Linked DNA regions of Homo sapiens: region 2 is linked to region 1. Evidence: read pairs that join two places in POLR2A ChIA-PET (ENCODE). Cell type or tissue: OCI-LY7. All regions are shown on one strand. Links, peaks and the distances in the headings refer to the core of each region. The heading gives the core; the rest is flanking DNA.

Region 1 (5,374 bases), core at 171-5,170:
GTGACCTCTGACTGTGGAGTCAGCAGGTAGCTTTTGGAGTGCCTGTAACTCAAACAATTTAATCTGACATCTCAATCCTGCCACCCTCCCCTCTGTTGCAAACACACCCTCAACTCCCTTTTCCTGCCTGCCTCTGTCCTCCTCCAGCTCCTGTGAGTTCTAGAGGGTTTCCAAACCTAGGATAGAGCCAGCAATTCATTAGTCTTTGTCCTGTTTCCAAGAATCCCAAATATATAAGAATTCCTCATTGAAAAGCCAAGCATTCTTGGGGGAAAGTGTGTGTCACCAAGAAAGCACGATTCCTCACATTGGGAAAGGGGATCGTAGTCCAGTCCAGGAAAATAAGTGTAGATTTCAGTGCCAGATGGAAGTGGATTGGCTCTCCCTGACACCTCCCCTCCCCAGCCACCCACCCCTCACAAACCACAACCGGGGAGCTTGCCTTCCCAGTTCATCTGAGGGCACTAACCGGATGACATTTTCCTCTGGAGAGAGAAGGAAAGAAGAGGCAGATTGTGTGTGTGTGTGTGTGTGCGTGTGTGTGTGTATGTATGTGTACACAGTTCTCCTCACCTACAGGCCACTTTCTGTGCAGTTCCTTTTGGCATGGACCACTTACTGTTTGAAGAGCCCTCTAGTGAGTTTTTGGGGTGGGGGTGAATCATAGGCGATGAGTCTGGCTGCTCTTCCACTAGGAGGAAGCATCTCCCTCCTCTTTGGGGCAGCTCAGCTTACCAGAAGATCTAAGGTAAATGAATAGGAAATCTGCTCGAAAGCATTTAGAAAGCAACCTCTTATGGCTGCGTTATGCAAATTCATAGGCTAGAAACAGGACAGGCACCAAGAGGAAGCACGTGAGCTGAGTGAGCAGAGTGTGTGTGGAGTGAGTTATAATCAAGAAAAGCTTTAGGAGGATATGAAGTTGCTTTTTTTAAAAAAAATTCTCTCCTTTATTATAAAAGAAACATGGATTTATTATACAAAATACATAGTAGCAGAAGACAAAAATAAAATTAGTTCATGAGCCCATCACGGGGCACTGAAAAGAGACTTTGATCTTTCTGTTCCTCTGCCCCCTTTCCCACAGCTTCCCACCTGGCCACAAACAACACTTGGAGAATCTGCCTTCCCAGGTCACTTAACATTTGGCAGTTAATGTTTCCAGTCTTTTCTCTCCACATACATTGTAAAAGCATGGTTGAATACATATTATATGTGCAGATGTTAGACAGTTTTGTATTGTGGTTTTATCTTCTGGTTAGTATTACCAACTTTGTAAATGAGGAGATAAGTCAAGTGAGGTGTGGAAAAGGGTCATGGCCACTGTTTGGTAGAGAGGAAACTGAGAACTGGGGGAAAGGGGCCCTAAAAGACCAGCTGATACCCTGTGGGATGGAGGATCTTTTAAATCAAGCTTGTTCAGCCCGTGGCCCATGGGCTGCATGCGGCCCAGGATGGCTTTGAATGAGGGCCAACACAAATTCATAAAATTTCTTAAAATGTTATGAGATTTTTGCAAGGTTTTATTTTTTTTAAGTTTTCTTTTTCTTTCTTTCTTTTTTTTTTTTTCTCGCTCATCAGCTATCGTTAGTGCTAGTGTATTTTATGTGTGGCCCAAGACAATTCTTCTTCTTCCAGTGTGGCCCAGGGAAGCCAAAAGATTAGACACCCTGTTTTAAATGACAGAAGATGAAGAGCATCTAAACCTCAACCTCCCAGCTCCTATGTGAGTTGGGAGCAGTAACAAAGCCAGCCTCCCCTTTGACCTTGGCTTGGTTTCCCTGGCCACAGATGGAGCTCTGATGCCTTTGTTGGGGTTGGCGTTGGCGTTGGGTGAGCACTGTGGTGAGCACTTCACATACAACTGATTTTCTGTTTTACAGATTTGGAAACTAAAGTTTAGAACAGCTAAGGACCTGGAGTAAGATCCATGTGGCACAGCAGCAGAGCTGCAATTCAAACGCGTTCATCTTTCTCCTAACCACTGTCCTAGGCAGCTTCTAGTTCCATGGAAGAGAATGTCTCCTGATTCCTCACTTTCTGCTAAGCCTTTCTGGATTGACTCACCAAAGAACAAGGGGTGCCCTCCCACCATTTCTGTGGAACTCAAATGCCTGAGCCCTGCTGTATGGAGTGTGTATCAAGGAGATTTGAGGAAATAAGTAACCTCAGCATCTGTTCTCACCACGTGGCTCTTCCTCCAGGAAGTTTTCCAGGTTGAATTCCACTGGATACTCATCCCTCTCCTCCTCCATTCTCTTCAGTATTAGCCTGATTCAATTCAGAGCCACTCAGTCATTGATATTGTGACCAGATGTCACCCGAGGAGCCCTGTCTTTGAGATTCAGAATAAATTAGCTGAATCTCACTGCCACAAACAGAGGGCAGTGGTTCTCAAATTGTGGGACCTTAGACCAGCAGTATCAGAATCACCTGTGAACTTCTTAGAAATGCACATCCCTGGGCTCTGCCCAAGGCTTCTGGATCAAGCTCTAGGGGTGCAGCCCAGCGATTTGTGTCTTATCAAGCTCACGTGGTGATCCTGGTGCACACTGAAGCCTGGGAACTGCTGGTCTGGAGATTCCAAAATAAGTGGTGGTGGCTTATATTTTTCACATCACCTCTGGCTCTGAGTTCCTATTTCCACTGAATTCGTTAAGATTATTAACTACCCCTAGGTGACAAGCATGGTGGCCCAGAAATTAACATGAACTCTGGAGCCAGACTGCTGAGATTTCAATTCTGTCTCTAAGGCTCACTCATTGTATGGGTGTCCCTGAGCAAGTGGCATAAATTCCCTCTGCTGCAGACCTCTTATCCCTAATATGAAATAACCATGGTATTCCCCATAGGGCAGCTGTGAGCCTTCAATGAAACTGTGTCTGTTAAACACAGTTTAACAGTGCCTTACACATAGTAAGCTCACAGGAAACATTAACTCTTATTGGTGTCATGCAAACCACGAACTCTTCTGCACTGTGTTGACCCAGATGTGGAATTACTCCCATACCCCTGGTTTACACACACACACACACACACACACACACACACACCGTTTACACAAGGCTTCATGAATGCGGTGAACTTTATGGAGGTCTGGGGAGACCAAGGGTATTTGTATTACAACAATTCAGAATTGAGCACTGGATAAGCTTATTCTAAAATAGATTGGCCAAAGGTTACACCATTTGGTCTTCCTCCTCTCTCCCTTGGTGCTCACAAGCAACTCACTCAAACAGGTCCCCCTCTTTATTATGTTGAGTAATTCAGCTGTCTTTACTCTCCAGCCCCACTCCTCAACTTTGCTCCTCAGTTCACTTTGCAAATCCAAAGACAACTTCTAAAGAATGGACCTTCTACCCTGATTCTCATGCTGGATTCCTCCCTCATAGGGAGAAGAGTAGCAATGAAGATTTATTTTTCCTACTGACATGAACTGTGCTACCTCTCAGGATGCTTTAGTGATAGTTTTGGTTTTTCTCTATAGGTATATGAATCACACGTTGTATTTTTTCTAGTAAATACTTGAGAAAGAATTTGATCCAGGAGTCTGGGGCAGAGCCCAAGGCTGCGCATTTCTAACATGTTCACAGGTAATGCTGATACTGCTTATCTGAGGTCCCACAGTTTGACTGCAATGTATTTATTTTTGCAATGGGGCATATTGCTCTATAAATGTTCTCCTGCTCTTGTTCTAAACCTTCACACCCTCATAACTAGGGATTTGATCACAGCCACAGGTTCTCAATCTTGATACTAGGCCACATAATTCTTGGTTGTGGGGGGGCTATCTTTTGTATATAGGAGGCTTATTAACACCCCGAGCCTCTACTCAGTAGATCTCAGTAACATTTACTAGTTACGAGAACCACAAAACTTCTCCAGACATTGCCAAATGTCTCTGGGGGCAGGGGGTGTGATGGGTAGCCACCCCCAGTTTTGAGAGCTGCTGGTCTCAGCTAAATAGTTCCTGTAATAGTTCAAGTCCATTATATCTTATTCTACCCCACACTTTACCTCTGTATTTAAGTTCAGGGGCCTGGATTTATTCATTGAGAAGAAAGGTATGGAGGAGTCCCAGCAGCCTCTGGATCACCCTTGATTTCCAAGGAGAATCATCAACACTTTGTGACTGCTTTTTCTCAAAGGCTCCACACTTAACCCATCTGCAGTGGAGCCAAGGACATCCAGGTCTGTTTCCAGTACCGTCTCTAGTCCTGTTAACGCTCCCCGTGTGGCGGGAAACCTCACAGGAACTAGGGAATGGCCTTTGGTTTTTGGCTTATAAATACTCATCATCACATTTCTTTTGCTGAGAAGTTTTTCAAAATCGTGTTTAACATTCTTGTTGCCGTAGTGGAAACTTTTGTTCTTTGGAGGGCTTCCCATCCTAGGCCCAGGTCAGATTCCTCAGCAGAGCTCTGAACATTTTCTAGGGAAGTTTCAGCAGTGAGATCGCACCTTTGATGCACTTACACAACTGTGGCTGGATTCTGGGTTAAGACTCCCAGGATCCCAACATACACAACAGGGAAACTATGCAGCTGGAGGAAGGGCCATGTGCCTGGGAGTCTTTCTGGGAGGCCAGGATCAAAATCCTTTTATGATTCTATTACTTTTCTGGGTTTCTCTCCTTGCCCCCTAATGTCTTAAATCTAAGATAAACAATGAGCACTTCAGTCAGTAAAAGATTATGCGTAATAACACACAATCTCCAAATTTCAGTGACTGAAAACAACAAAGGTGTATTTCTTACTCATGTTATCTGTCGGTAGTGGATCAACAGAGGGTCTCTGCTTGTTTTAGTCCCTCAGGAACTGAGGCTGGCAGAACAGGCCCTGTCTTCAATGTTGGCAGTTGCTGTTCTAAAGGAAAAGGGAGTCTGGTCCTCACAATTAAAAGCTCTAGACCACTAATGATGCTTCTGTTCATCAGTGTTCTATAGTGAAACAGAACCAATAGGATCTCTCTCTACATATATCTGGATTTGTTTTAAGGAATGGGCTCCCATGGTTGTGGGACTGACAAGTCAAAAATCTGCAGGGTAGGCCAGCAGGCTGGAGACCCAGGAAAGAGCTGATGTTGCAGCTCAAGACTGAAGGCAGTCTAGGGGTAGAGTTCCCTTCATTGGGGGACCTCGGTCATTTTCTCTGAAGGCCTCCAACTGATCAAATGAGGCCTACCCACATTATGGAGGGTAATCTGCTTTACTCAGAGTCTACTGATTTAAGTGTTCATCTCATGTTAAAAAAAGAAAAAATTCTGGCTGGGCATGGTGGCTCACGCCTGTAATCCCAGCACTTTGGGAGGCCGAGGTGGGTGGATCACCTGAGGTCAGGAGTTTGAGACGAGTCTGGCCAGCATGGTGAATTCC
Region 2 (5,374 bases), core at 241-5,240, 900 kb after region 1:
CAGGAGAATCACTTGAACCCAGGAGGCAGAGATTGCAGTGAACTGAGAACGTGCCATTGCACTCCAGTCTGGGCAACAAGAGCAAAACTCCACCTCAAAAAAAAAAAAAGAAAGAAAAGAAATTTAATTGCCATTGTGACAGAATTAAGAGGTGGGTCACTTAAGAGGTGATTGGGCCATGAGAGATCCACCCTCATGAATGTATCAGTGCCATTATTGTGACAGTGAGTTACTGATAAAAAGGATGGGTTCACTATTCTAATGTTCTCCCTCTGTTTGATACACTCTCACACTTTCTTGCCATGTGATGTCTTCCACAATGTTATGACACACCACAAAGGCCTTTACCAGATGCCAGTGCCATGCTCTCGGACTTTCCAGCCTCCAGAGCCATGAGCCAAATAAATTTCTATTTTAGTTACCCAGTCTGTGGTATTCTGTTATGGCAGCAGAAAATAGACTAAGAAATAAGGCAAGAACCTTCAGCTAAATCATGTCAGCATTGGAACATGATCCTAAAACCCAGAGTCTTTATGCAATATCATGCTATCTCAATTTGGATTCTTGCAGAAGCTGAGCCTGAGGCAATGATGTGGGTGCAATATCGTTTATTTGGGAGGTGAAGAAAGCACTGAAAGAGGAATGGGACAGTGGAACAGGGAAGGGGAGAAACCAAAACAGAGTGAGTGATCAGGCTGGCTAACACCTGGTTCCTAAGGCCCAGTCCTGCAGAGACCTTGGAGCAATAGCATAGCACTAACTGTAAGAGTTTTCCTCCTTGAGGGGAACCCAAATTCTGAATTTCATCCGGAAATCAGTATAAATAGGTCACCATGACCTGTTGGAATCCACTTGAACCTCCTAAATAAACTCAAGGGTGAACTGTGAAACTGATATCCATGATAAGTTACTTGTTGTTCCAAATACTGCTATGTTTTTTTGGGCTGGTAGACTGCTAACTATGCCTGCTCCTAATAAGTGGATCCTTGAAATAGGAATTATCTGTAAGATAGATACAATAATTATTCTGTAAGATAGGGATTATTGAGCCCACGTTTGACAGATAGAGAAACTGAGGTTCCAGGAGATTAAATAACTTGCCCAAGATCACAAAGTTATTAAGTAGGGAAAGCTAGATTTGAGTTCTGAACTTCTAACTCTAAAATCTATACCACCTGTGTTAGTGAATGTTCTCTGGAGAAACAGAATCAATAGGAAGTATAGATAGGTATAGATATAGAGAGATTTATTACAGGAATTGGCTCACACGATTATGGAGTCTAAGAAGTCCCACAGTCTGCCCATCTGCAAGCTGGAGAACCAGGCAAGCCAGTGGTGTAATGCATTGGCTTAAAGTGAGTGGCTTAAAGTCTGAAGGCCTGAGAACCAAGGGAGACAATAATATAAATCCTGGTCTGAGTCCTGAGGCCCAAGAGCCAGGAGCACTGAAGTCCAAGGACAGGAAAAGATGGATGTTCCAGCTCAAACAGGGAGCAAACTTTTCCTTCCTCCACCTTTTTTGTTTGTTTGTTTGTTTGTTTGTTTTCCTCTCTGGACCATCAATAGACTGGTTGATGCCCATCCGCATTGGGGAGGGCAGATCTTCTTAACTTGGCCTATCATTTCAAATGCTGATCTCTTCCAGACTTATCCTCACCGACAAACCCAGAAAGAACATTTTACCAGCTATCTGGGCATTCCTTAGCCAAGTCATGTTGACACCTAATGTTAACCATCACACCAGCTTTTCCTATAACTCACAGAGGTGGTCTTTGGAAACATGAAACAGTAAATTTTACCCCATCCTCGACCAATCCGCTACCCACTGGATAAGAGAAAGTGGGAAAGAATAGAAATTGGTTAAAATGCAATTTAGGTCTGTTCCTGGGAGACAGATTGCCATTGAATTTGAGGGGATTTCAAAGAGGGGAGTAAGAAGGGAATTTGAAGCCTGTCTCAAGCCTGTAAGGATGGCTTCCCTGACACCTGTTCATGACAGAGCTGTGGCCTGGAGAACTGTGGGCCTGCAATAGAATGGGGATTCTAATGGCATAAGTGTGTGTCTGGGGGTGAGGTCCCGGTGGGCATGAGCATCATGAACATGCAGTGGGGCCAGTGGAGCTGGCCCATAGGGTGGCTCAGATGGAGAGAAGGCTTGGAATCTGGAGCCAGATAAGAGAGGTAGAAACAATTCTTGGAGTGTCTTGGGGCTGAGTCCTCTCACGCCCACTACTGCCTGCTATACCTCCAGCTCCACAGCCCCACCAAGGCCCTTCTGCCTCTCCTACTTTGAATTCTTCTTTTTTTAGAGCAGTAAGCCCGGCACTGAGAGGCAGTAATTGGGGATCTTTTGTTCCACACAGTCTCTGCCACGCTTGCTCCCAGGGTTGCAAAGTTGCTTTCTACTGCCAGGCACATGGGGTTTGACCTTTTTCATTTATTTGAACACTTACCTTCCAAATAGGAGAGTGGGGTGGAGCGTGGGGGGAGAAAGAGAGAGACAGAGACAGGGTGATAGAGCAGGAGACCTACAGGGAGAGGAACTGAAAGTAAGATCAGAGCACTTAGAAAGAAAGAGGCAGGCAGGCTCTGGGAAGGAAAACAGGAAGTGGGAAAAAAAACACTTAACTATGTAAGACTGAGAGGCATCTGGAGCCCAGAGGAGCTGGAAGGAGACACAGAGCCAGGGAGAGATGGAGAGGATAGACAGGGAGATAACAGAGAGGAGAGCAGACAGATGCAGAAAGAGAGCACACATGGGAATCCAAGCAAACTGGGGAGAGAGAATGAAGAGGTGGGAATGCCGAGTGAGGTGCCCTCTCAGCTCTCAGAGTCCTGCAGTACGTGCACACCTACCAGCCCAGAATGTTAATTACACGCTGCCTTTAACAGCCTCCACTGCTGAGTCCCTGAAAGGGGGAGCTGGGATGCAAACCTGCAGGCAGCACGTAGCAGCCCCTTAGCCAACCCAGGGGCAGGAAGCAGAAGAACCTTTCAGTGTGATCACAGAGAGAGAGGCGCAGGACAGTCTTGTGTGTCCCGCAGGAGTGGCCAGTGTCCCTCATAGACCTCAAGAGCCAGAAGAGAGGCTGACCAGCTGGGCTGGGGAGTGCCTGGATAGAGAAAGCAGGGAGAGAAAGGACCCTGGGGAAGAGGAAGCTCGGGAGGGACAGAGGGAGGGAGGGAGGGAAGAGGTACTAAGAGACGAAAGATCCCTCAGGCCTCCCCACCCCCACCTCACTTTTTGCAGACAATAATCCCCTTCTGCCCCTTCTGTCCTGAGATGAGGCAACCCCTCCCCCAACTCCACCCACAGCATCCTTTCAAGTTCATCAGCACCATCTATCACCACAGCCAAAAAGGTCTCAGTGCCTATTCCTGCTCCCTGAGCCCTGACCCAGCCCTGGCTTTCCAGCCAGCTGCAAGTGAGAAAAACTTACTCTTCTCTTCAAGAGCATTATAAAAACTGAGAATGCAACTTTCTCCTGAGTAATGAGAACTGTCTCTTTATGTCTAGCCCTTTCGTCCACCCCACCGTCTCGTGCTTTGCCTCTCCAGATCCTCCAGCCAAGATCCATCTTCAGATCAGGCATCCAAGTCAGATGGAGGAGGCCAGGCCTTGGCTGTGTAATCCAGGAGCTCCAATCTCAGCTGTTTGCTCCCCTCTTGGGAAAGGTACTGAATGGGCAAGCTCCTATTTCCCTCAGCCTCCACCCCTGCCCACGTTACTCAGGAAAGTCCTCATATCCATGCCCTCCTCCTCCCTCTCCAGCCAGCCACCCTGCCAGCCACTGCTCAGATGGGAAAAGGAGGTCGGGACGTTCCTGAGTAGTTAATAATAAGGGGGTGAGGGGCTATGATGGTAAATCCTTTGCCCAGATCCAGGTCACAGAGAGGCACTAGGCTCTTGAGGTCCCCAGAGACCTCTAGCGAGGTGACAGCTCAGTGGACCTGAGCTTTTCTGGCCCTCCATTCACTGGGGCCCAGGCTTCAGTGGCTTCTCTGAGATGCTGATGTGTTCTCAGCACTTTAGCAAGAGATGCTCCAGGCACAGGCTTTCTGCGGCTCTCTTCTTCCCATCCCACCACTGCATCCATTTGTGTCTTCACATAAGCGCACTCCACCCGGAATCACTAGGCTAGGCCTACACATGTGGGCACATGGACATATGCCAAACACATAATACACAGGCATGCATGAGTGCCTGCAGACAGAGATGCCTGCAAAAGGGAGCATTCAAGCACACAGGGCCCCACATAGGCAGACAGCGCAGCGCTCCATAAATACAAATTAAATTAAATATGCACAAGCACACCCATGGCAAGTCATCAGGCCTCTGCTCTGCCCAAGGCAAGGGTGTTTGGGCTGAGCAGCCTCTGCACAGCTAAGGAGCTTTTGATTTGACAAAGAAATTACATTTCTTTCACATTAAAAAAGGCTTTGAAGATTCAAAGCCTCAGGCCAGAAAGCAGTGACCACCCAGGGAACAGGGGCAACAGGTCAAGCTTTCCTCTCCCTGCTCCTGTCACTGAGAGACCGTCTTCCTCCCTGGGGCCCTGAAGGGCATTGAAAGTCATGATTTCATGAGGCTGAAACAGGATGAGTTGCTCCACAAGTCCTGCTGCCAGGCAGTGGAGAGGCTGCCCAGAGGCCCCCCAGAGCTACAGCATAGCGTCAAGCCTGTCTGGGGTCCTTCCATCTCCCTTTGGGGCACCTCATCTTTCTTTCCTTTCAGTGGCCTCCCAAGAGGCCATCAGGCTAACACCCTCGTGGGTTAATGATGTGACCTTTCTTGTCTTCTTGGGATTTTCCTGTAGTCAAAAAAGGAAGGTGTCACTGGGACAGGAAAGACATCCAGGCAGCCTCCTGCTCTGCCAGTAAGTAGACTGGGCTGTACAGGAGAGGCTGGAGACCCAGGAGAGTCAGGATAAGCTGTTTTTCTGCCCCTCTCATCACCTTCCTCTCCTGCATGACAATAATGCTTCTTATAGGACAGAACTTGTGAGAACAGTTGCTGCTCGGGTCTTAATCCTGTTCTCTCAGCTCAGAGCATTCCTCAGGCAGGGGAGGCCTCAGTGTGTAATCCAGGAGCTCCGACCTCAGCTGTTTGCTCCCCTCTTGGGAAAGGTGCTGAATGGGCAAACTCCTATTTCCCTCAGCCTTTGTTGGTCTCCAAGACACATCACAGCCCATCCTTACACTCCATGATACCTGCCGATCCCTGCTTAAAATCCTCCCACGTTAACTTTAAATACAGTTAAATCTTTTGAAATGAGCAATTTTCTGCAAAGGTCACTGTAATGCTCAGAGTTCTATGCTGCCAGGAGACCCTTGGAAGGCAATGAGGCAGTCCCAGAGTGGGGAGGGAGGGAAG

Evidence for each region. ChIA-PET counts read pairs that join two places held together with the same protein. Peaks named below come from ENCODE experiments on the same cell type or tissue, not always from the same donor. Only the 100,000 strongest peaks of a DNase experiment are listed, where the experiment ranks them.
Region 2: POLR2A ChIA-PET joins it to region 1 with 6 read pairs; 1 of 35 experiments calls an interaction of 5 or more read pairs at or near these places.

Annotation. Positions count from the first base shown.
Region 1 is chr6:39,812,633-39,818,006 of GRCh38, forward strand. The region is part of intron 1 of DAAM2 (dishevelled associated activator of morphogenesis 2); the gene reads left to right. All of the region lies in intron 1 of LOC124901487 (a long non-coding RNA gene), which reads right to left. Among named protein-coding and RNA genes, the nearest start is that of DAAM2, 23 kb to the left of the region's middle. In OCI-LY7, for the core only: CTCF peaks have their summits at 684 (motif pointing right), 2,335 and 2,542; DNase peaks (open chromatin) are centred at 759 and 2,379; H3K4me3 peaks cover 1,135 bases; H3K27ac peaks cover 1,532 bases.
Region 2 is chr6:40,717,227-40,722,600 of GRCh38, forward strand. LOC105375052 (a long non-coding RNA gene) reads left to right here. Exons shown (of 4, transcript XR_926789.2): 2 at 3,559-3,675. Among named protein-coding and RNA genes, the nearest start is that of LRFN2, 130 kb to the left of the region's middle. In OCI-LY7, for the core only: no CTCF peak of the experiment used is centred there; DNase peaks (open chromatin) are centred at 2,585 and 2,965; H3K4me3 peaks cover 1,117 bases; H3K27ac peaks cover 583 bases.